Linked DNA regions of Homo sapiens: region 1 is linked to region 2. Evidence: read pairs that join two places in POLR2A ChIA-PET (ENCODE). Cell type or tissue: OCI-LY7. All regions are shown on one strand. Links, peaks and the distances in the headings refer to the core of each region. The heading gives the core; the rest is flanking DNA. Region 1 has its middle 27 kb from the start of LINC02909. Region 2 overlaps DNAI7 (dynein axonemal intermediate chain 7).

Region 1 (17,960 bases), core at 6,293-10,292, 110 kb before region 2:
GGGAAAAGTTCCACCTGAAGTAGGGTTATGATATTGACCTTACACTCTTTTGGAAATTATTTTAAAGCACTTCTTTAGTAGAATCTTTTAGGCATGAATGAGAAAAGCTGTTTTCCACGACATGTGTAAGTTTTGGGTATTAAGGAGAGTGATTCTGCCTCTGCTTTATTTTATCTTTGCCACTTCAGGTTTATCCGTAAAGAAAAGTGGTGTGGGCTGGGCGCGGTGCCTCACGCCTGTAATCCCAGCACTTGGGGAGGCCGAGGCGGATGGATCACTTGAAGTCAGAAGTTTGAGACCAGCCTGGCCCACATGGTGAAATGCTGTCTCTACCAAAAATACAAAAATTAGCCGGGCATGGTGGCACGTGCCCATAATCCCAGCTACTTGGGAGGCTGAGACACGAGAATGGCTTGAACCCGGAAGGTGGAGATTGCAGTGAGCTGATATCGTGCCATTGTGCTCTAGCCTGGGCGACAGAGCGAGACTCCATCTCAAAAAAAAAAAAGAAAAGTGGAGTGGGAACTATGTTCTCAACCTGAGCCCCGGGATAAGATAGCAAAAAAGAAAAAGAGACCTGGGGCTCCATGAAACACACAGTCCAGAATCTTAAAGGATTTGTGAACTGATATCATGGCAAATGATGCTCATAAACATTGACAAGTTATACAAAACATTAGGAAAGATGAGTACTGAATTGTGAGCTTCAGACTACAATGATAAGACTCTAGGAACTGTTTCCTAGGTAAACCTGCCGAGATCCCTTCGCTGAAAGAATATAGGCTGGGCACAGAGGCTCATGCCTGTAATCCCAGCACTTTGGGAGGCTGAAGCGGGCAGATCACTTGAGATCAGGAGTTCAAGACCAGCCTGGCCAACATGGTGAAACCCCATCTCTACTAAAAGTACAAAAATTAGCTGGGCATGGTGGTGCATGCCTGTAGTCCCAGCTACTCTGGAGGCTGAGGCAGGAGAATTGCTTGAATTTGGGAGGCGGAGGATCGTGCCACTGCACTCCATCTTGGGCGACAGAGCAAGACTCTGTCTCAAAAAATGAAAAAAAAAAAAAGAATATTGTGTCCATTTATTTCAGGATCTCTCATATTCCAGGCAGAAATAGGAACTCTTCGTTTAGAAGACAAATGTTGAGAGTGAAGGGGAAAAGAATCAACAAAAACTGTAGAAGTTGATTTTACATCTGGCAAATGATGGCTACTTGGAAATTTTGGGAAACATCTTTGATGCTATTGTAATAAAATCTGAATAGCTATTTATTATATACATTAATTATGTTTATGATGACAGATGAGGGTAAAGTTAAAAAAAAAAAAACTCACCAGAATATCAAAGTTTGGTTTGTTTAACCGTATACCTTATTTTATTAGAAGGAATTAGTGATGTGAAGGTTATTCTCATCTATTCTTTTACTTGCAGAGAGGTGTCTGATTTGATTGCCTACGTAGCAGACCTTCATTTCAACAAAAGAAAACTTGAGGAAGAAAATAATAAGTTTAAGTTGGCTTTAGAAACCCTGGAAGAAACTAACAGCCAGTTATCAGAGGACTGTACCGAATTGCGCCTTCAGGTAAAAAGGTGAGCCACAGTGGGGTCCAGTGTGCGGGGAACTTTCATTTCTTTTTTCTTTTTTTAAAAAACCTTTTAAATATTGAGAGTCACACAGCATAAAATTCATTCTCTTAAAGTATACAATTCAGTGTTTTTAGAGTATATTCTCTGGCTGGGCATGGTGACTCATGCCTGTAATCCCAGCACTTTGGGAGACCAAGGCAAGTGAATCACTTGAGATCAAAAGTTTGAGACCAGCCTGGCCAACATGGTGAAACTCCATCCCTACTGAAAATACAAACATTAGCTGGGCATGGTGGCACGAGCCTGTAATTCCAGCTATTCTGCAGGCTGAGGCAAGAAAATCGCTTGAATCTGGGAGGCAGAAGTTGCAGTAAGCCAAGATCGTGCCACTGCATTCCAGCTTAGGTGATAGAGCAAGACTCTGTCTCAAAAAAAAAACCAACAAAAAAAAAACTTGAGTATATTCTCAAGGTTGTGCAATTATCACCATTATCCAATTCCAGGATATTTTCACCACTCCAAAAAGAAACTCCATACTTACCAGCAGGCATGCTCCATTTCCTCTCTTCTTAGACCCTGGAAACCTCTATTCTACTTTCTGTCTCTGTAGATTAGCCTATTCTGGGCATTACATATAAATGGAATCATACAATATGTGAACTTTGGTGTGTAGCTTATTTCACTTAGCATAATGTTTTTAAGGTTCATCCATGTTGTAGCGTGTATTTCTACCTCATTTCTTTTTGGCTGAATAATATTCAGTTGCATAGATATATCAGATTTTGTTTATCCATTCTTCAGATGATGGACATTTGGAGTGTTTCCACTCTTTGGCTATTAGGAATAATGCTGCCATGAACATTTGTGCAGGAGTTTTTGAGTGGAAATGTTTCTTTCTTTCTTCTTTTTTTTTTTTTTTTTTTTGGAGACAGGGTGTCACTTTGACACCCAGGCTGTAGTGCAGCGGCACGATCTCAGCTCACTGCATGCAACCTCCGTCTCCTAGGCTCAAGTGATCTTCTGGCCTCACCCCCCACCCCTCAAGTAGCTGGGACTACTGGTGCATGCCACCATGCCTGACTAATTTTTGTGTTTTTGTAGAGACAAGGTCTTGCCATGTTGCCCAGGTTGGTCTACAATGCCTGGTCTCAAGCAATCTGCTCACCTCATCCTCCCAAAGTGCTGGGATTACAGGAGGGGGAGCCACTGTGCCCAGTCATATGTTTCACTAAAGCATTCTCATCCTCAAAATCTTTGACCTTGTCCAGTCCAGTCTCCAAACTAATCTTTAAAAAAATTGCTTACCTCAAGTCCTCTTCATTTCACAATTGGCTTATTTATTATTTAACTGAAATATAAAAATTCAAAGTTTCTTTAACAAAACTGCTTTGGATGAATATGTTGGTCAGGATTTTTGGTTGCAAGCACTGGAATCTAACTCTGGTTTAATAAGCAGTCAAGAAATATATCAGAAAGGAATTAAGTAACTCACATAATGGACAGAAAGGCTGGAGAATCCAGATGGGCAATCAGAATGCCACTGTCTACAAAATTAAGCCACGTGTCTTTCTCTTTTCTCCTTCCCCTAATCCTTTCTGAAGACTGTCTGTTTCCTTTGGGTTCCCGCAACCTAGTTTTGATATTGTCCAATTGTCCCATCATAGTGTAATTTGTTTTCTGTATTAACCATTGAGGTGGGAGGGTTCCCTTGACTGCCTCGTGGGACTTGCAACCGGGATGGCTTGTTGGCTCAGCTGCCATGCTCAAACCCCTTGCAGGAGGGGGAGCATGCAGGTGAGCAGGTGTAGGAGCTGGGGTGAGTGCCTTTAGGTGCCAGGAGGAACAAACCCCATACCAGCCTGTGGCAGCATCTAGGGGTTGCCCACAACCTCTGGAGCCCCAGAGGGCATGTGTTACAAGCAATACTCTTTTAGCATTTGCCATCTATGGACAGCTAAGAGTTAAACTAGCTCAGTGGAGGATCAGGGTGACAGCCTTTTACACCCTACCCTCTTGGTACCCAGGTTCTTGTCCAACATCCAGGAAGAATCAGGTCACACAAACTTGAAGGATGGTGAATGTGGAGATTGTATCGAGTGGTGGAAGTGGCTCTCAGCAGGATGGGGAGCTGGAAAGGGGATGGTGTGGAAAGATAATCTTCCCCTGGAGTTTAGCTGTCCCAGCCAAACTCCTCTCTGACAGTCCCTGGCCAAACTTCTCTCTGACCTTAGTCTCTGATGTCCAGCTGCCTCTTCTCCTCTTGATGTTCAGAGCTTCTTCTCTTCTCTCCTTCTCTTCCACACTGCTCTGCTCCTCTGCCAGTGGAGCTTGGAGTTTTTGTGGGTACAGGATAGGGGGCATGGTGGGTCAAAAGGCAGCATTCAGGTGGGAAATCAGGGATGCGAAGTTCTCATTTAAGGCCATGGGTCCAGGTTTGAGGGTGGAACCCTTGCCAGGAACCCTGCCCTTTTCTACCTAGTGTTTCCCTGCCTCCTGTTTATATCACTGTGACCTCCTTGATGGGAGGAACTATGTCATATTCATCCTGTTTAGCCTAGTGCTTAGTAGAATACCTACTGTAGAACAGCACTACTTTCCTTCTAGTTACCTAAAAGCCAGAAACCCTTATTTCTTTTGATTCTTATCATACTGTATTGTCAGTATGATTGTCTGTTTACCCCACTAGGCTATAAACTCCAGATGAGTAGAATTCTCCGGATTCAGTCATTCTTCCCTTCTTCAATGCCTAGCACAGTGCCTGGGACAGGTTCAGCACTCAATTAGTATTTGTTAAATGATCAATGTAATTTCTTAGGAAAAAAATTGTATCTCCTTTGAAGGCTTTGTTCCTAAGGGAACAGTCTATAATCTAACGGGAGCTACAGGTAGGTAACTTCATGATATGGATTACCATAATTCATTTAATCAGTTTCCTGTTGGTGGATGTTTAGGTTTTTTTTCCAATGCTTTGTTATAATCAACAGTATGATAAACTTCTTTATAGAATATGTCATATAGAGACTTGGTAATTATTTATTTGTTTAGTTGTCATCTCCCTCCATAGTATGTAAGCTCTATAAGGCCAAGGACCATGTCCCTTTTGTTCACCATTGTAGCCTGCATTGTAGAGCACCTAGAACATGGTATTATTCAATTAATATTTGTGGAACTGCATTAACTAACATTACATCTTCTTAGTAGGGGGAAAGAACCAGGTAATTCAGCCAGTGATGATTTTCAAAGGGATCCTCTAAATCTTTAGCTTCAGGAATACATTTGTCTGTTTTCCCCATAGTCTCCATTCCCCACTCCCCATTTTCTCCAAATTCCTTCCTTTTCCAAGGACTGAAAGATCATGGGTATATTTTTACTATGCGGGCATCTGGTTTAAGCCTTTAGTGGTTTTCAACTTGGGTCCAAAATAGTCCTTGGCTGTTCTTAGTGTCTTTGACGGTTATATTTGAGGTTTTGCTCATGGCCTTCTCCCCCCACCCCCACAGTGCCCACCAGGCTATTATGAGAACAAATCTGTTAAAAGAAGAACTGGAGGAACTGAAACTTAGTATGAATGCTTCAGAAGAGCAGAAGAGCATGATTGTAGCCCAGAGCAAACAATTAGTAAGTCATCTATTATAGTACTTTGAATTTGGCGTATAATTTACATAACTGAAATATACAAGAGGACTTATCCGGTGGAACATCAGAAGTCAATATCCTGATGAATGAATTGGTAACACTTTAGAAAAGTAAAGGCAGGTAGGATTTTTTTAAATCTGTGTTTTCCTTTTCTTTCTTTCTTTTCTTTTTTTTTTTTTCTTTTTTTCTTTTTTTTTGAGACAGGATCTTGCTTTGTTGCCCAGGCTGGAGTGCAGTGGCAGGATCGTGGCTCACTCCAGCCTCGACCTCCCAGGCTCAAGCGATCCTCTCACTTCAGCTTCCCAAAGTGTTGGGATTATAGGCATGAGCCACTGTGCTTGGCCTCCTTTTCAATCAAGATTTAAATTTTTTACATATTTCTCAGTCACATTCACAATAGTTTCTGAAAACCCAGAAAATATCTGGAATGCCTCCTAAAGTCGATAGGAGAATTCAAAAATATCTGATACTAAAAACCACTTGAATTAAAAAAAATCTGTGAAACTTTCACCTTTTTTCTCAGATTTAAAAAAAAACAGTTATCTCAGTACTTGCAGGTTACTGAGAAGCTCCATAAATCATTCCTTATGCTAAATAAGCACAGGCTTATAATTTCAGAGCAAAAGAGTCATTTAGACTAAACTTTAAGTCAGATGCCAGAGAAGTGATCATTTTTATTGAGAAGGTTCAACTGTTGTATAAAGAATTAGTAATAGTCTTCAAAATCCTGATAGATGCCAGCAGTACTCTAGTATCATTAACTATGGTAAGGAGTGGCTGAAAGTCATTCCGACTAATTTGTTTCAGGTATCAGTTGCAAAACTGTTTTTAGAGTCTCTAAATCTTGGAGAGACTTGGTTCCAGCCCTGTGGCAGTCCCTTATGACCTCCCACAAACAAAATAACTTTGTTTAGCTTAGCTCTTGCCTCAGTAGTAAAATATGGGGACTAGATCATTGAATGCCAGGTCTTTTGTGACCCTGCAAGTCTATATGGATGCATTATAGGAAAGACTCAATCTGGGACCACTAAGGAGCTTCTAACTGAAGGCAATGGAGAGAACTGGTCAAGAGCCCACGCTTGGGAGTCAGACTGCCTTCCTTCAAGCTCCGGCTCCAAGGGCTGTGTGACTTTAGCCCTGCCACATAGTCACTCTAAGCCCGTGGGTCCTCCTAGATAAAATGGAGATAACAATACTACTTACCCTAGGGCTGGGAGGGATAAATGAGCTAGCGCATGTAAAGCATTCAATGTCCTTTCTTTCCTGTTAGGAATTGGTAATGTTAAATTGCTATTGATTAAAGTGCAGAATTTTGGCCTGCACTTTGGGAGGCTGAGGCGGGTGGGTCACTTGAGGTCAGGAGTTCAAGACAAGCTTGGCCAACATGGTGAAACCCCATCTCAACTAAAAATATAGAAATTAGCCAGGCGTGGTGACACACACTTGTAATCCCAGCTACTTGGGAGGCTGAGGTGGGAGGATTGCTTGAACCTAGGAGGTGGAGGCTGCAGTGAGCCAAGATTGCACCACTGCATTCCAGCCTGGGTGTCTGAGACTTGGTCTCAAAAAATAAATAAATAAATAAAAATAAAGTTCAGAGTCCTAGATACGGAATCCTAATCATTTGCATTTTGTAGTGTTTTATAATTTTAAAAGATTTAGTTGATACTTCATCTCATAGGTAATAACAGAAAATCTGTAAGGTAGAAACAGAAGTTGCTATATTTTTGTGTACTAAAAAATGTAATAGAGCAATAAAGTCCAGAGGAAGTTTTTAATTGTTCAAAGTCAATTGTCTAATAAATGATAGAGCTAAATTAACCATTCTATGGTATATATGTACTTTAGAACATCATGTTATACATGGTAAAAGCACATGATGTTATTTATCTGTCAATTTTTTAAAAAATGGTAGGGCCACCGGGCGTGGTGGCTCACGCCTGTAATCCCAGTACTTTGGGAGGCTGAGGTGGGCAGATCACCTGGGGTCAGGAGTTCGAGGCCAGCCTGGCCAACATGGTGAAACCCTGTCTCTACTAAAAATACAAAAAGTAGCCAGGTGTGGTGGCAAGTGCCTGTAAGTCTGGCTACTCGGGAGGCTGAGGCAGGAGAATCACTTGAACCCGGGAGGTGGAGGTTGCAGTGAACCGAGATCGCACTATTGTACCCCAGCCTGGGCAACAAGAGCGAGACTTCGTCTCAAAAAAAAAAAAAAAAAAAGAAAAAGTAGGGCCAGAATTGAACTCAGGTATTCAGATTTTAAGTACATGGATGGGGAGCAGGTGTTTATTATTGTGTCAATGAAATCCTAGCTTGAGATATTTTTTCTTTCATTTTTATATTATAAAGGTAATACCTATTTACTTTATAAAAATAAAGAAATGCATATTAACAAATAAAAAGTTTTGCAAAATTCTTAACCTACCCTTGAAATTTACTGTTAACATTTTGGCAAATAGCCTGTCCTGAAATATATTGATTTTTTTTTTCTGATGGTTCTGAATTTGAGGCTGTTAATTGTAAAACAGTTTTTGATGCTCATATGTTGTGATGATGTTGCATCTGAGAATATCCACAGCTTCAAATAGAACTCTAGAGCTCTGTGATTTCAAGGTGCTATTTAAATAGCTGAGTTTACAACTACCTGTCATAAATGAAGTAGCAGGGAAAGAAGCCAGGTTGTTACTTTTTTGTTTCTTTTGTCTTTTCCTCCCTAACAACCATAGTTACATTGAGTCCAGGAGGAGAATGACTTCACTTAGATCCCCAAGTACCTGTAGGCCAAGGCTTAACCCCACATTGAAAATATTTTCAGAGTAGGCTCATTTGTGATAGGTGAATGCTACATTCAAAGTTGGTAGAGAATGTCAGCCTTGGAGGTAAATATGTGGTATTTTCATAAACATCTTAAATATATTTTAATTATTTTTCTCACAATGAATTAGGAGACAGAAAACCGGGCTCTGATTCTTAAGATTCGGATTCTACAGGAAGAGGTATGTCAGAATCGTTAAACACTGGCATAGACAAACATGCAAATCATATCATCGTGGTTTATGGCTGTGGGTTAAATAAAAATCATGTAAATATAGCCTCCTATAGGCCAGAGAGCAGGTTGACTTGTCAAATTACAAGTGAGGAGGAATGGATGGGATTTTCATGTCTGAACAGAGAAACTGTTACTTTTGCAATTATCCTTGGAAGAAATGGGATTTAAGAAATTCAAATTTAAGATGAAATACAATGAACCCATCTAAAAAATATCCAAATCAAGAAGGAAAGTATGGATGTTATCTAATCATTTTCCATTTAATTCCATTGAACAAAGTGGCAAGAGTCTTGAGTCTACGATTCAGATCTTAAATTCACTGAAAAAAGGACCTTGGAAAAACCATTTATCTTTTCTGGGCTAATAGTACCTATGCCATGGAGTTATTTTCGAGATTAACTAAGATAATTCACGTGAAGCCATTTGGTAAACCACAATGTAGCTTATAAATGTTAGGAAATATTAGTATAATCTCAAAGAAAAAGAATATAATTTTTTTAAAGCAACAAAATTGAAGCATTGGAAGAACAGGGAACAAGCTACTAGCAAGTTACTATTTTGCTGGGAAAATTCCTTTTATAATAGACACCATTTGAATATCAAGTAGTATGCCAGTTTTTAAATTTTGCTTTTATGTGAGGCTATCAGAAGTATTTATGAAGCTATGCAGCACAATCTGGAGAGTTATTCAAAATGTGGGCCAAGTGGGTATTTTAAAATTTCATAGTGGATTGGAAAGGAACAATTAAAGTTTGGAAAGAAAGCCTATATTAGATTCAGAGCTGGTATAGCCACAAGGCCAGGCTTTTGTGAAACTAGTGATTTACAATTAAACTACTAATGTAAGATATTTTTCTCCTCTTATTTAGATGAGTGACACGTATCAAAGAATTGTACCAAACCAGTTCAGAATTGAGATAGAAGGAAGATTGAAAGCCCTTCATCATGAAATAGCATTGCAATTATTGACTTACATTAGAAAACGAATATAAGTGTTGTCACTAGCTAAGATTCCTTTGGGAGGTAAAAATCTGATGCATTGTGAAGAGTAACATCACAATGGTTTGGGTAGTGATTCACTTTTATTCATTCATTCATTTTGTTCATTCAACACGTATTCATTGGAAGATCTTAGAGCTATTCTAAGTGCTGACTATATGAGCTTAGCAAAATAGCTCATGTGGAACTAGTATGTTAGACGGTAAAAAGAGCTATAGAGAAAAGAAAAGCAGAAAACAGAACTGAGGCAGAGAGGAGTGCAATTTAAACTAGGGTGGTTAGGAAAAGCAGCCTTATGAAGCTAATCCTTTGATTCAAAACTGGGAAAGGAGGTTTATCTGTGAAAGAGCCTTCCAGGCAGAAGAAATAGCTGAAAATCGTGAGGCTGCAGCCTGCCTGCTATTTTGGAGGGACAGCAAGGCCAGAGTGTCTGGAGCAAAGTGAACAAGTAGCAAGAGATGCAGGCCAAGAGCTGGAGGGTCCAGACACAAGGGGCTTACACACGCATCCTAAGGACTCTGTCTTTTTTTAAAACAAAACAAAACAAAACAAAAAAAACACTTGAGTGAGATGGGAGCCATTGAAGTGTTTTGAGCAAAGGAGTAATATGATCTAATTCCGTTTTAACAAGACAACTCTGGCTGCTGGGTTTAGAATCCATTGTAGCGGGGCAAGAGAAAAAGCAGGAAGACCAATTAAGAGGTCTTTGCAATGATCCAGTCAAAAGCTGATGGGGGCTTGGACTGAGTAGTTGCAGTGGAGGTGGACAGAAGTGTTTGGATCAGGAAATGCTTTGTAATATATCCAAAGATATTTGTTATGTTTTCAGGTAAGAAGGAAATTTTCTTCTGGTTGTTTCTAGTGTCTCAGTGAAATACAAAGCAAAGTCATCAGCTGAGAGTGAGGATGTTGGAGGGGTTATTGGAAATTTGAGGAAAGAGAAGGAATGAAATGAGCTAGGGGTTCGAAAATTTTTTGTAAAGGGCCTGATTGTAAATATTTTTAGGCTTTGCTAGCCACAAAAATGACCTTTGTGTCAACTACTTACCTCTGCCTTTGTATTGTGAAAGCAGTCATAGACAGTATGTACCTGAATGGGCACAGCTGTGCTCTAATAAAACCTTATTTACAAAAACAGGTGGTCAGCTAGATTTGGTCTTTAGGGGTGGAGTGAGGGGGCTGGGCATAGTTTGCCACCCCCTGATTTAGGTAAAAGGCAGTATAAATATACCAGGATGATATGATATGATCACCAGTAAACACTGAGGTTAAAGGCCATGAATTAAACCTGTGACCTATCTGTTCATGCTTTCTTTAAGCATGTTCATCTGAAAGGGTGCTGGTGTGGAGTGGGTGGTAAGCTAATCTAGGTAAATGCTAAGAAGCAGGAGTTAGGCAGGGAATGGAGGCATTTGGAAGGGAATGATTATAATGATTGCCCAGGGAAGAACTGAAGCTAAATAAAGAGGGGTCTGAGTTCATGGGAAGGTTGAAGGATAATGAAAAGGTGGTCGGATCAATGGATTGCGGGTTCCAGGGGGGATTGAAGGTTTGTGGGTATAGAGGAAGTAATCTGGAAAGCCAAGAGGTGGTTGTTGAACGGTGGGATGCTTGCAGTTAAGGTAATGGAGGGGCTGCAGTGACTGGTAATAACAAGTTTGAATTTATGACTATGGGAGTAGTGGCTGAGGTTGAATGGAAGATAAAAAGGCAATACTGAGAGTGATGAAATACCACCTCCTAAAAGAGACTTTGTTTGTCCTCATCTTTTATTTTTCTTGGTGCTAAATCCAAGAATACTATCTTTTACATTAGAATTTCAAGAACATCATGGATATAGACAGACTGGAAAAGAAGATTGAAGACTTGTCTAAAACTGAGACAGAGCACCAAGTAAGCACTTCCCAAATACTGGTAAAATATTTTTTTTCTGTCAAACCAGTATTATTTTATGAAAATGTCTATGCCTCATTGACAAACTAAACTTTGGTTATAAATTCTGAAACTTTTAGTCTACAAAATATTTGAGTTATATAAAAGCTAGTTTCCTTTTCCTTCTTTTTTTTTTTTGGCAACTGCTTTACTGATATGTAATTCACATGCCTTAAATTTCATCAACTTAAAGTATACAAGTCAGTGTGTTTTAGTACGTTCACAGAGTTGTACAACCATCTCCAAAATCAAGTTTAAAACATTCTCATCACCCTGAAAGAAATCCCTTTTACCATCCCCCACCCACCGTCCTCTCCCCAACCCTAAGCAGCCACTAATCTATTGTCTGTCTCTATAGATTTGTCTATTCTGGACATTTCATATAAATTAAATCATATAATATGTTGCCTTTTGTGTGTGGCTGATTTCACTTAGCATAATGTTTTTAAGGTTCATCCATGATATAGCATGTATTACTACCTCTTTTTTTTTCTTTTTTTTTTTTTTGAGACAGAATCTCGCTCTTTTGCCCAGGCTGGAGTGCAGTGGTGCAATCTTGGCTCACTGCAAGCTCTGCCTTCCGTGTTCACGCCATTCTCCTGCCTCAGCCTCCCGAGTAGCTGGGCCTACAGGCACCCGCCACCACACCCAGCTAATTTTTTGTATTTTTAGTAGAGACCGGGTTTCACCATGTTAGCCAGGATGGTCTCAATCTCCTGACCTTGTGATCTGCCCACCTCGGCCTCCCAAAGTGCTGGGATCACGGGCATGAGCCACTGCACCCGGCTGTACTACACCTCTTTTTATGGCTGGATAATATTCTATATGGATATATCAAATTTTGTTTGTTCACTCATCAGGTGATGGGTGTTCAGGCTGTTTTCACTTTCTGGCTATTATGAATCGTCTGCTATGAACATTTGTATACAAATTTCTATGTGTACATATGTCTTGATTTCTCTTGGGTATATACCTAGGAGTGAAATTACTGGGTCACTTGATGTTTCTATGTTTGTTTGTTTATTTATTTATTTATTGAAACAGAGTTTTGCTCTTGTTGCCCAGGCTGGAGTGCAGTGGTATGATTTTGGCTCACTGCAACCTCTGCCTCCAGGTTCAAGGGATCCTCCTGCCTCAGCCTCCTGAGTAGCTGGGATTACAGGCGTGCGCCACCATGCTTAGCTAATTTTTGTATTTGTGGTAAAGATGGGATTTCACCATGTTGGCCAGGCTGTTCTCAAACTCCTGACCTCAAGTGATCTGCCCGCCTCAGCCTCCCAAAGTGTTGGGATTACAGGGGTGAACCACCACGCCTGGCCTTGTTTCTACGTTTAACCTTTTAAGGAACTGCCAGGCTGTGTTCAAAGTGGCTGCACCATTTTACATTCCACCAGCAGTGCATGAGGGCTCAAATTTCTCTACATTCTTGCCCAGATTTGTTATCTTTTTATATTATATGGCAATTTTTAATTTAATTGTGTCTGATTTTATTTATTTCTAAATCAGGAAATATTTCAGATATTGTACCTTCTTTAAATTTTATTTTTATTTTTTTGTAGTTTACCAACCTCAACCTGAGATAATGTACCTTCTTAATGCTAAAAATGAGGAGAGATGGGAAAAATTTATCCCTAATTATATTAAGAAATTATACCTTACAAAAATATTTTTTGTCTAGATAGTGTCTAAAAAGTCTATATTTCATACATATTTTTGTTATCTGTCACACATTCTCATCAGGAAACAGATGACAACGACTAGTAAATTCATGAATTTGTGTCATGCTTATTGTCATCTCTAATGGCTTATTTGAGAAATATTTTGTTGTTGTATGTGTCTGAAATGATGATATACTTAAATTTCTACATTCTGATGTAGAGTTTTCCAGTTTCCTAGCAGAAACTAACATTTCATGTGTGTGTTTACATATATATGTAAAACAACAGTTATAATTTAAACATCAATTTTTTAAAAATTAACTAACAAATAATCAGTTAATTTGTGAATTTAAAGATGGGATCTCACTCTGTTACCTGCGCAGTAGTGCAGTGGCATTATCATAGTTCACTGCAGCCTTGAACTCCTGGGTTCAAGTGATCTTCCCATCACAAACCTGCACGTTGTGCACATGTACCCATCTCAAACTCCAAGTAGCTGGGAGTACAGAGGCACACCACCATGCCCAGTTAATTTATTTTTAAATTTTTTGTATAGATGAAGTCTTGCTATGTTGCCCAAGCTGATCTTGAACTCCTTCCCTCAAGTGATCCTCCTACTTTGGCCTCCTAAAGCATGGGATTACAGCTGTAAGCCACCATGCCCAGCCTTCTTAGACATTAAAATTAATTCTACACTAGGAGTGGCTGTCTTTGCAAAACACAACTGTGATAAACCAGTGGAAAGAGCCAGAAGACACGGGTTCAGATCCTGTCTTTTCTACTGAAAAATTTTATAACCTCAGGCAAGCTCTAAGTCTAAATTTTCACATCTACTAAATGGATGTGATGTTTGTACCTATCCCACAAGCTTGCTATAAATTCAGATGATGATGTGATTATATCCAGTGTATAAGATTATGGTGATGATTCTGCTTCTGACCATGATGATTATTTTTCCAGGTTCTCAATTCAGTCAATATACATATTTATTCATTCTATAATATGCAGCAGCATATGCCAACAAGCTTGCTTTTGATTTGAATAAATTGATATATCCTTTATGTTCACTTAGCTAAAAGAAATCTTAAGCATTGTTACAATATGTTTTTTTTTTTTATTTAAATTTTAGTTTTAGAGATGAGAGTCTTGCGCTGTCACCTGGGCTGAAGTGCAATGGTGTGATCGTAGCTCACTGCACCTTCGAACTCTGGGGCTCAAACCATCCTCCAGCCTCAGCCTCCCGAGTGCCTGAGACTACAGGCATGTGCCGCCATGCCAGGCTAAACTATGTTTTTAAAAGGGGAAGAGTCTTCTATGTGTCCTCATGGAATCTCTATGTTCATATTGTATCTAGACTTTTTATTTTCACCAAAAAAGTGAAGATTCTGAACATTCCCTTATTATGTTAAGTGTGGAATGGTGGGAAGGGCACTTGGCTGGAGCTGTAGACTTGCATTCCAGGCTCAGCTCTGCCATTGACAGTGTGCGACATTGGGTGGGTGAGTCTCTGGGTAGTGTGGAGTTTGGTTTCCTCACTGGTAACATGAGAGCAATGATGCCTGCCTCTAGAGTTGGAAGGGAAAGTACTTTGTAAAGTGAAAAGTACATGCATGTTAAAGGTGCTTCAGAAACATCTTACTGGAATGATTTTATGGCACTGTCCTTTTACCAAAGCAATGTCCCAACGGCCTTCCCTAAATTCGTCTCTTTTCAGATGCAGTTACACACATATGAGAACACTTTGCTTAATAAAGATACAAGTTTGCAGAAGGTTGGTATTGTTCCTTACCACAAAGTCCCATGGAATTGGCTAGCTCTCTCCAAATCTGATTCTTTTTTTTTTGACGGAGTCTTGCTCTGTTGCCCAGGCTGGAGTGCAATGGCATGATCTCAGCTCACTGCAACCTCCACCTCCCAGATTCAAGCAATTCTCCTGCCTCAGCCTCCTGAGTAGCTGGGATTACAGGTGTTTTGCCACCAAGCCAGCTAATTTTTGTATTTTTAGTAGAGACGGGGTTTCCTCATGTTGGCCAGACTGGTCTTGAACTCCTAACCTCAGGTGATCCACCTGCCTCAGCCTCCTGAAGTGCTGGGATTACAGGCGTGAGCCACCGCACCCAGCCTAAAAAATCTGATTCTAATATGATGTCATGAGACTTTCCTTTATAGCACTTTATAAAAATAAGTTTGAACATATCTTCTCTAAATTCTGGTGGTGTTCATCCACACGTGACAAATATTAGTGTGCCAATCTACCAGTCACTGGCTAGATACTGGTGATGTCGTTTTAATTTCTAACAACATAAATGAGTCTGCAGCCATTCATTTTAGGGTGGAAGAAGAATATATACCCAAATTATTTGAAACCCAATTTGATTGATTGATTAGATAGATACATAGATAGATATCATTCTATTCTTGTATCCTGTGATTGTAGCCAAGGATACCGGCTACAAAGGTGCTGGTTACGGTAACTTTAAGAGACACAGGAAGGAACACAGCCTCAGTCAATAATCTTCCACAGTCCAAAACAGAGAAGTGAAGAAAGAATGATATTTGCCACTCCTCTTTTCCATGCACATTTTGAAGTTTCAAAAGAAACATGCATAGCTGTGGACTTTGACTGGGATACTGCGTATTGTCCTAACTTGATGTCTTCATTGCGGGTGTTCTCTATGTAATGATATTGCGATAGTAGTGGCTACTCAGTTCCTCCCTAACTCTGGTCTTCTCACCGTTCTGCACTCCTGCTCAGGGTTCATCAGGTATTGATTGATCATCTCCCATGTGCCAGCCACCACGCTAGCCACAGGATAAAATTAGAGATCAGGTACTCACTACCTGTACCTTTTGGTCTTGTAGAAGAAAACAATGATTTTAAGGAGGTATCATTAGTACTGAAAAAAATCAGATGCCTTTATTTCATTGGTCACTTGCAAGACTGATTTTTTTCTTTAACACATCATGATGATAAATATAATTTTGTTTTGGGCTTAAGAATCACCTTTTAGAGTTTGATTCCACTGGGTCAGACAAACACAGATTATATTGACACCAGTTACATATTGCTCCCTTTTTGTCCGTGTGTGTGTGTGTGTTTGTTTTTGTTTTGTTTTTTTGTTTTGTTTCACTCTTGTTGCCCAGGCGGGAGTGCAATGGCGTGATCTTGGCTCACCACAACCTCCACCTCCTGGATTCAAGTGATTCTCCTGCCTCAGCCTCCTGAGTAGCTGGGATTACAGGCATGCGCCACCACACCCGGCTAATTTTGCGTTTTTAGTAGAGACAGGGTTTCCCCATGTTGGTCAGGCTGGTCTGGACCTCCCGACCTCAGGTGATCCGCCCTCCTCGGCCTCCCAAAGTGTTGGGATTACAGTCGTGAGCCACCACGCCCAGCCGTCCTTGTGTGTTTTTAATCGCAAAACACCGACTGGTTCAGTTTTCAAATAGTGAGACTGGTAGAATCGCATGACGATTGGGCATTTACAATTTTTCTGTGGCTCACATTAATAGTCTAATATATATGATTTGGTGGACCCATTACTTTTTTGCTATTATTTCTCTCTTCTACTTTTCAGAAAGGCTTATATATAGAAGAACTTAAATCAACCATCATAGAATATGGAAGCATTATAGAGGTATACCTGTTATTATTAATCTCACACCTTGCAAGGTGGGCTTGTTAAATGTAAATTCCCCACTAGAGTAACATGTACAGCCTAATGTTGTGTGCGATTCCAGAATTTACGAGGGGAAAAAAGTAAACTGGCTCATGAGTTACAGCACTTGCAACAGGCACTCATCACGTAAGTAGAGGGCAACCCTTGCCAGCCTCCTCTCTTGTTCCTCTACCCTACATTATTGGCCCAATTGAGCTTTGTATGTGCCACATTCTTTTCTTCTATACGTTTGTATGTGATATTTTCTCTATTTTTCTCCATGAGAACTTCTTTGTGAGTTTTCTATGACCCCTGATTGTCTTAGACAGCTCAGGATGCTATGACAAAATACCATAGACTGTGTGGCTTCAATAATACTCATTTATTTCTTACAGTTTTGGAGGCTGGAACTCCAAGATCAGGATGCCAGCAGGGTTGAGTTCTAGTGAGGGCCCTGTACTAAGTTGCAGATTGCCGACTTATCCTTGTACAAGCATGGAGGAAAAGCAGTTAGCTAACTCTTTGGCTTCTTCTTATAAGGACACTAATCCCATTCATGAGGGCTCCAACCTCATAACTTAATTACCTTCCAAGTGTTCCATTTCCAAATACCATCGCATTGGGGTTAGGAATTCAATATATGAAATAATGGGGGGCAAACAAACATTCAGTCCATTGTGTTGACTTTCCCTTGCTTGCTTTTCCCTTACCCTGGAACTAAGTAACTCTTTCTTTCTTTTTTTTTTTTTTTGGAGGTGGAGTCTTGCTCTGTCACCCAGGCTGGAGTGCAGTGGCGTGATCTCGGCCCGCTGCAACCTCCACCTCCTGAGTTCAAGCAATTCTTCTGTCTCAGTCCCCCAGTAAGCTGGGACTACAGGCATATGCCACCATGCCTGGCTAATTTTTGTATTTTTAGTAGAGATGGGGTTTCACCATGTTGGCCAGGCTGGTCTCGAACTCCTGACTTCATGATCTGCCTGCCTCGGCCTCTCAAAGTGCTGGGATTACAGGTGTGAGCCACCCAGCCTGGCCTAAGTAATTGTTTTGAATGTAAGCATGGCACCTTGTTCTCACCTCTTTCCTAACACACATCATCCTGTATGATAATTATTTGTTTCTGAATGTGAGTAATATGCTAGTCCAGGATCCACAGGAGCCACTCAGATAACAAAAATGAGTAAAGCTAATGGAATATGCACGCATCTACATTATGCAAATGGAAAAGGAGATAAGTGCATTACCGATATAAAGGCAAAGGGGTTACTCTGTTTAGCTCCAACTAATTGTGACATCAAAACGGTATGGACCTAATCTGGCCACATCTTCTGATTTTGGAAGAAAAGCCAGAAATCCAGATTTTTAAGTGACATTTTCTGATTTTTAACTGTTGGTACCAATTCTTTTAAAAACTGTGGCCTGGTGTATGACCTCCTAGAC
Region 2 (4,000 bases), core at 1-4,000:
CACACTCCTACTTACCACCCTCTAATGGCTCCCCACTACATTTACAATAAAAGCCTAAATTCTCACTCTGGCCTGCAAAGCCTGACTTTATCTGGCTTCTGCCTCCCTTTCCAACTTTATTACATACCACTTTGCTTCTTGCCCATCATACATCAGTCGCTGGCCTTCCTTCTCACTTCTGTTTTATGACTTCTGCAATAATTGTGCCTGAAGACTATTTTTACCTTCATTTTAAATAGCTGATTCCTTCTTGTCATCTGGGTCTCGGCTAAATAATACCCCATCAAACAGGCCCTCCCTAACTACCCAATGTAAAGTCACTCCCAGTTTAATCCTGTTTAATTTGGTGCATGAATGATTACTATATGGTATTTTCTACTTTTTCTTATTTATTGTTGATTTCTCCTAACTTGTATGTAAATTATGAGAGAAGGAGCCTTATTTGTTCTTTAGCCATCCTCCCGAGGGCCAGAATGGTGCCTACCACATAGAGGTAGGCGTATGATAAATATTCAGTAAGTGAGTAAGGAAATGAGAACAACTCCCAGGGTATGACCTGGAAATGCACTGAAAACATACATTTGTGGCACATTAAAGGTTGTTGAATGTTAAGGAGCTCTGATGCTAGGTTTTTTATATAACTTATTCCCATGGATTTTTAATTTATCCACGATGATCACAAAACATCCCAAATTACTAAGGCTATTTCATGTCTCCATACTTTTCCCTCTGACCAGAATAACTTCCTTTCCTTCCTATCTAAACTTCTCCATGCTACACCAAAAGATTCAGCTCATGTTACCTCATGAGAGAAGACTTCCAATCTGTTCATTTGTTTTTATTTTGGGTTTATTTTTATTTTATTTTTATTTTTTTTTTTTGACATGGAGTTTCACTCTTACTGCCCAGGCTGGAGTGTAATGGCATGATCTCAGCTCACCGCAACCTCTGCCTCCCAGGTTCAAGTGATTCTCCTGCCTCAGCCTCTTGAGTGGCTGGGATTACAGGTACCTGCCACCATACCTGGCTAATTTTGTATTTTTAGTAGAGATGGGGTTTCTCCATGTTGGTCAGGCTGGTCTCAAACTCCCGATCTCAGGTGATCCCCCTGCCTCGGCCTCCCAAAGTGCTGGGATTATAGGCATGAGACACCACGCCCAGCCTATTTTGATCTCTTAACCCCCATGTAGAATCTCTCTCATTGCATATATTAGAAGATATGGTAACTGTTACTCTTCTAATCCACAAGATTGTTAGCTCATTAAAAACAAGAGCGTGTTGAATCCCTTATCAATAGCAGGTATTTGGTAAATGTTTGCCAATAACATATACATTACATATATAAAATATTTATATGGGCCGGGCGCGGTGGCTCACGCCTGTAATCCCAGCACTTTGGGAGGCCAAGGCAGGCAGAGCACAAGGTCAGGAGATCGAGACCATCCTGACTAACACGGTGAAACCCCGTCTGTACTAAAAATACAAAAAATTAGCCGGGCGCGGGGGCGGGTGCCTGTAGTCCCAGCTACTTGGGAGGCTGAGGCAGAAGAATGGCATAAACCTGGGAGGCAGAGCTTGCAGTGAGCCGAGATAGCGCCACTGCACTCCGGCCTGGGCGAAAGAGCGAGACTCCCTCTCAAAATAAAATAAAATAAAATAAAATAAAATAAAATAAAATAAAATAAAATAAAATATTTATGTTAAATCCTGTATATGTTTGCTTAAACTATCTTAAAGCCAGAGACTACTTTAACTTTTAAAAGTTCAAAGACCCACATACTATAATGCATGCCCCTTAGATCACTAATGTAGTTCTGAAGGTAATTCTCATTAGAAAAAAAATTTCTCACAAATGTGCTACACTTAAATTAGGCTTTTCTAAAAAGTTTGCATGATATAGTAATTGGGAAGACAGTATTACCCAATACCTATAATATTATTAGTATTACACATTTAAATGAACTAAAATGTGGTATTAAGAGCCCTCTAGTGGCAAACTTCTTGCTGTACTCATGAAAAAGAAAATGTGTACATCATCTAATGTAAGAGATTTAATTTTTTAAATGACCAAAATACTAAATACTTGTTATTTGTGATTACCTAACATATCAAACATAACTCATATGTTCTGGGCCATAATTGCCTGCATTATTATATCATACTTGCCTTGCATCAGTCTCTAAAGTCATTATAAAGATATAATGATGTAAGATTTATAATAAAATATGCCAACCTAAAATTGTGAGGTAAGCAGTTTACCCCCAACCAAAAAAAAAAAGCTGGAAAAATAGAGAACTTTTTTCTCTAAATCCAAAACATAGTTAAGTTTGCCTACTGATCTTACATGTAGTCCCTAATTTATACACATAGACAAAAAAGTTGAGTATCATGAATTTATATGGCAGTTTAAAACATTTAGAATACATTTTGTCACACACACAAATTGTGTTATGAATGAAATTTAGGGTTATGTTAGTTCTCCTGTAGCTGTGATTATATAGGAATACAAACATAACTTTACACTGTCTGTAAATATTGCTTCACACACACACTGAGTTCCAACTGGAATGGGAGGAGCACACCTTTCCTAAGGCTGAAGTAGTGACAGCAAGAGTCTTCCTATTACCACATACTATGCCGGATCACTAAAGGGGTGGAGGATCAGAACTGCAGAGGAGAGAGTCCCAAGAATCCCCAGTAACCAGCTTGCAGAATCCGTAAAGGTAGCAGAAGTGATCTCCAGCACACCCAACTGTAATGAAGAGGATCTTAAGTATCTCTCAAAAGACAGGATAACTTTGAGGAGCATAGTGGTTGGATTGCCCAATTTATGTAGGCTGCTCACAACAAATCAGACCCAAGTCAGGGCCTGCTTTTCATCATTTAAACATCCATTCATTCACTTCTTCCTTCCTTCATTCAATAAACATTCATTGAGCCCTTATCATGAGCTCTATGCTCTCTGCTTAAATATGAAGTCTCTCAAGAAATTCTTGCCCTCAAGATCATAATTTAGTGTTTAAGGCAACAATTATAATAATTAAACAGAATGACAAGAGCATAGTGGAGGGACATCTGATTTAATCTGAGGAGACGGAGGATTCTCTGGAGGTAAAATTTAAGGTAAGTCTTGAATGAAGACAAGTAGAAGTTAGGTACAGGGATTATTCGTGTGATGGGAGGAAGGGAATTTCACCTCAGCACAGAGGCTTATCATGAACGTTCCCCCTTTAAAGCCAAAATGGGAAATACATCGTTTCATTTCCTATGAGGAAAGTATTGCGTGTTCAGTACTTACTTATTGAAAATTCAAATAACACAATAGAGTATAGACAGTAAAAAAATCACTGATAATATACCACCATCCCATCCTTCTCACGTTCTTTCCCCCACCACCAAAAGATAGCCACTCTTTGGTAAAGAGGCCTCTAGATTTTTTCTGTGCATTCATAAAAACAGAATCATATTGATAATAGAGTTTTAACTTTAAAAAAAATTTAACAATACAGCTTAGGGATCTTTCTATAGAAAAGTATATAAATCTGTGTCATTTTAAATGATAAAATATCCAAATATCCAAACAAACTAGTGTTGTTTGGATACTTTACAATTATTTTAATTTGTGGACTGTTTTTGCTACTATAAAAAACTTCAATGAAAATCTTGGCACAATCATTTTTATTTATTTTGTTCTATTATTTTCTAATAATAAATTACTATAAGTTAAATCACTAATCATAGGCATGTTTACATGGTACCAAATAAGGACTGTACAGATTTACACTTCTAATAACGGTATGTGAAGACGCCTGCCTGCTCAATCTGATAGGAAAACAAATGACATCTTTTTTCTAATTTGATTACTTATTTGGTTCAGTACATTTTTGGCTAGTTGTATTTCTTTTCTCAGCTGCCTGCTCATGTCCTTTGCTTAATTTTATATTAAGAAATTGTCTTCTCACTGATGTGTACAAATTCTTTATATTGGGGTATAACCCCT

What was found. Peaks named below come from ENCODE experiments on the same cell type or tissue, not always from the same donor. Only the 100,000 strongest peaks of a DNase experiment are listed, where the experiment ranks them.
Region 1: POLR2A ChIA-PET joins it to region 2 with 6 read pairs; 4 of 35 experiments call an interaction of 5 or more read pairs at or near these places.

Annotation. Positions count from the first base shown.
Region 1 is chr12:25,015,700-25,033,659 of GRCh38, forward strand. It overlaps a transcript of IRAG2 not described here. Among named protein-coding and RNA genes, the nearest start is that of LINC02909, 27 kb to the left of the region's middle. In OCI-LY7, for the core only: CTCF peaks have their summits at 8,329 and 8,535; DNase peaks (open chromatin) are centred at 8,292, 9,442, 9,732, 9,952 and 1 weaker place; H3K4me3 peaks cover 2,904 bases; H3K27ac peaks cover 4,000 bases.
Region 2 is chr12:25,128,899-25,132,898 of GRCh38, forward strand. All of the region lies in intron 9 of DNAI7 (dynein axonemal intermediate chain 7), which reads right to left. Among named protein-coding and RNA genes, the nearest start is that of DNAI7, 64 kb to the right of the region's middle. In OCI-LY7, for the core only: CTCF peaks have their summits at 1,993 (motif pointing left) and 2,196; a DNase peak (open chromatin) is centred at 1,993; H3K27ac peaks cover 679 bases.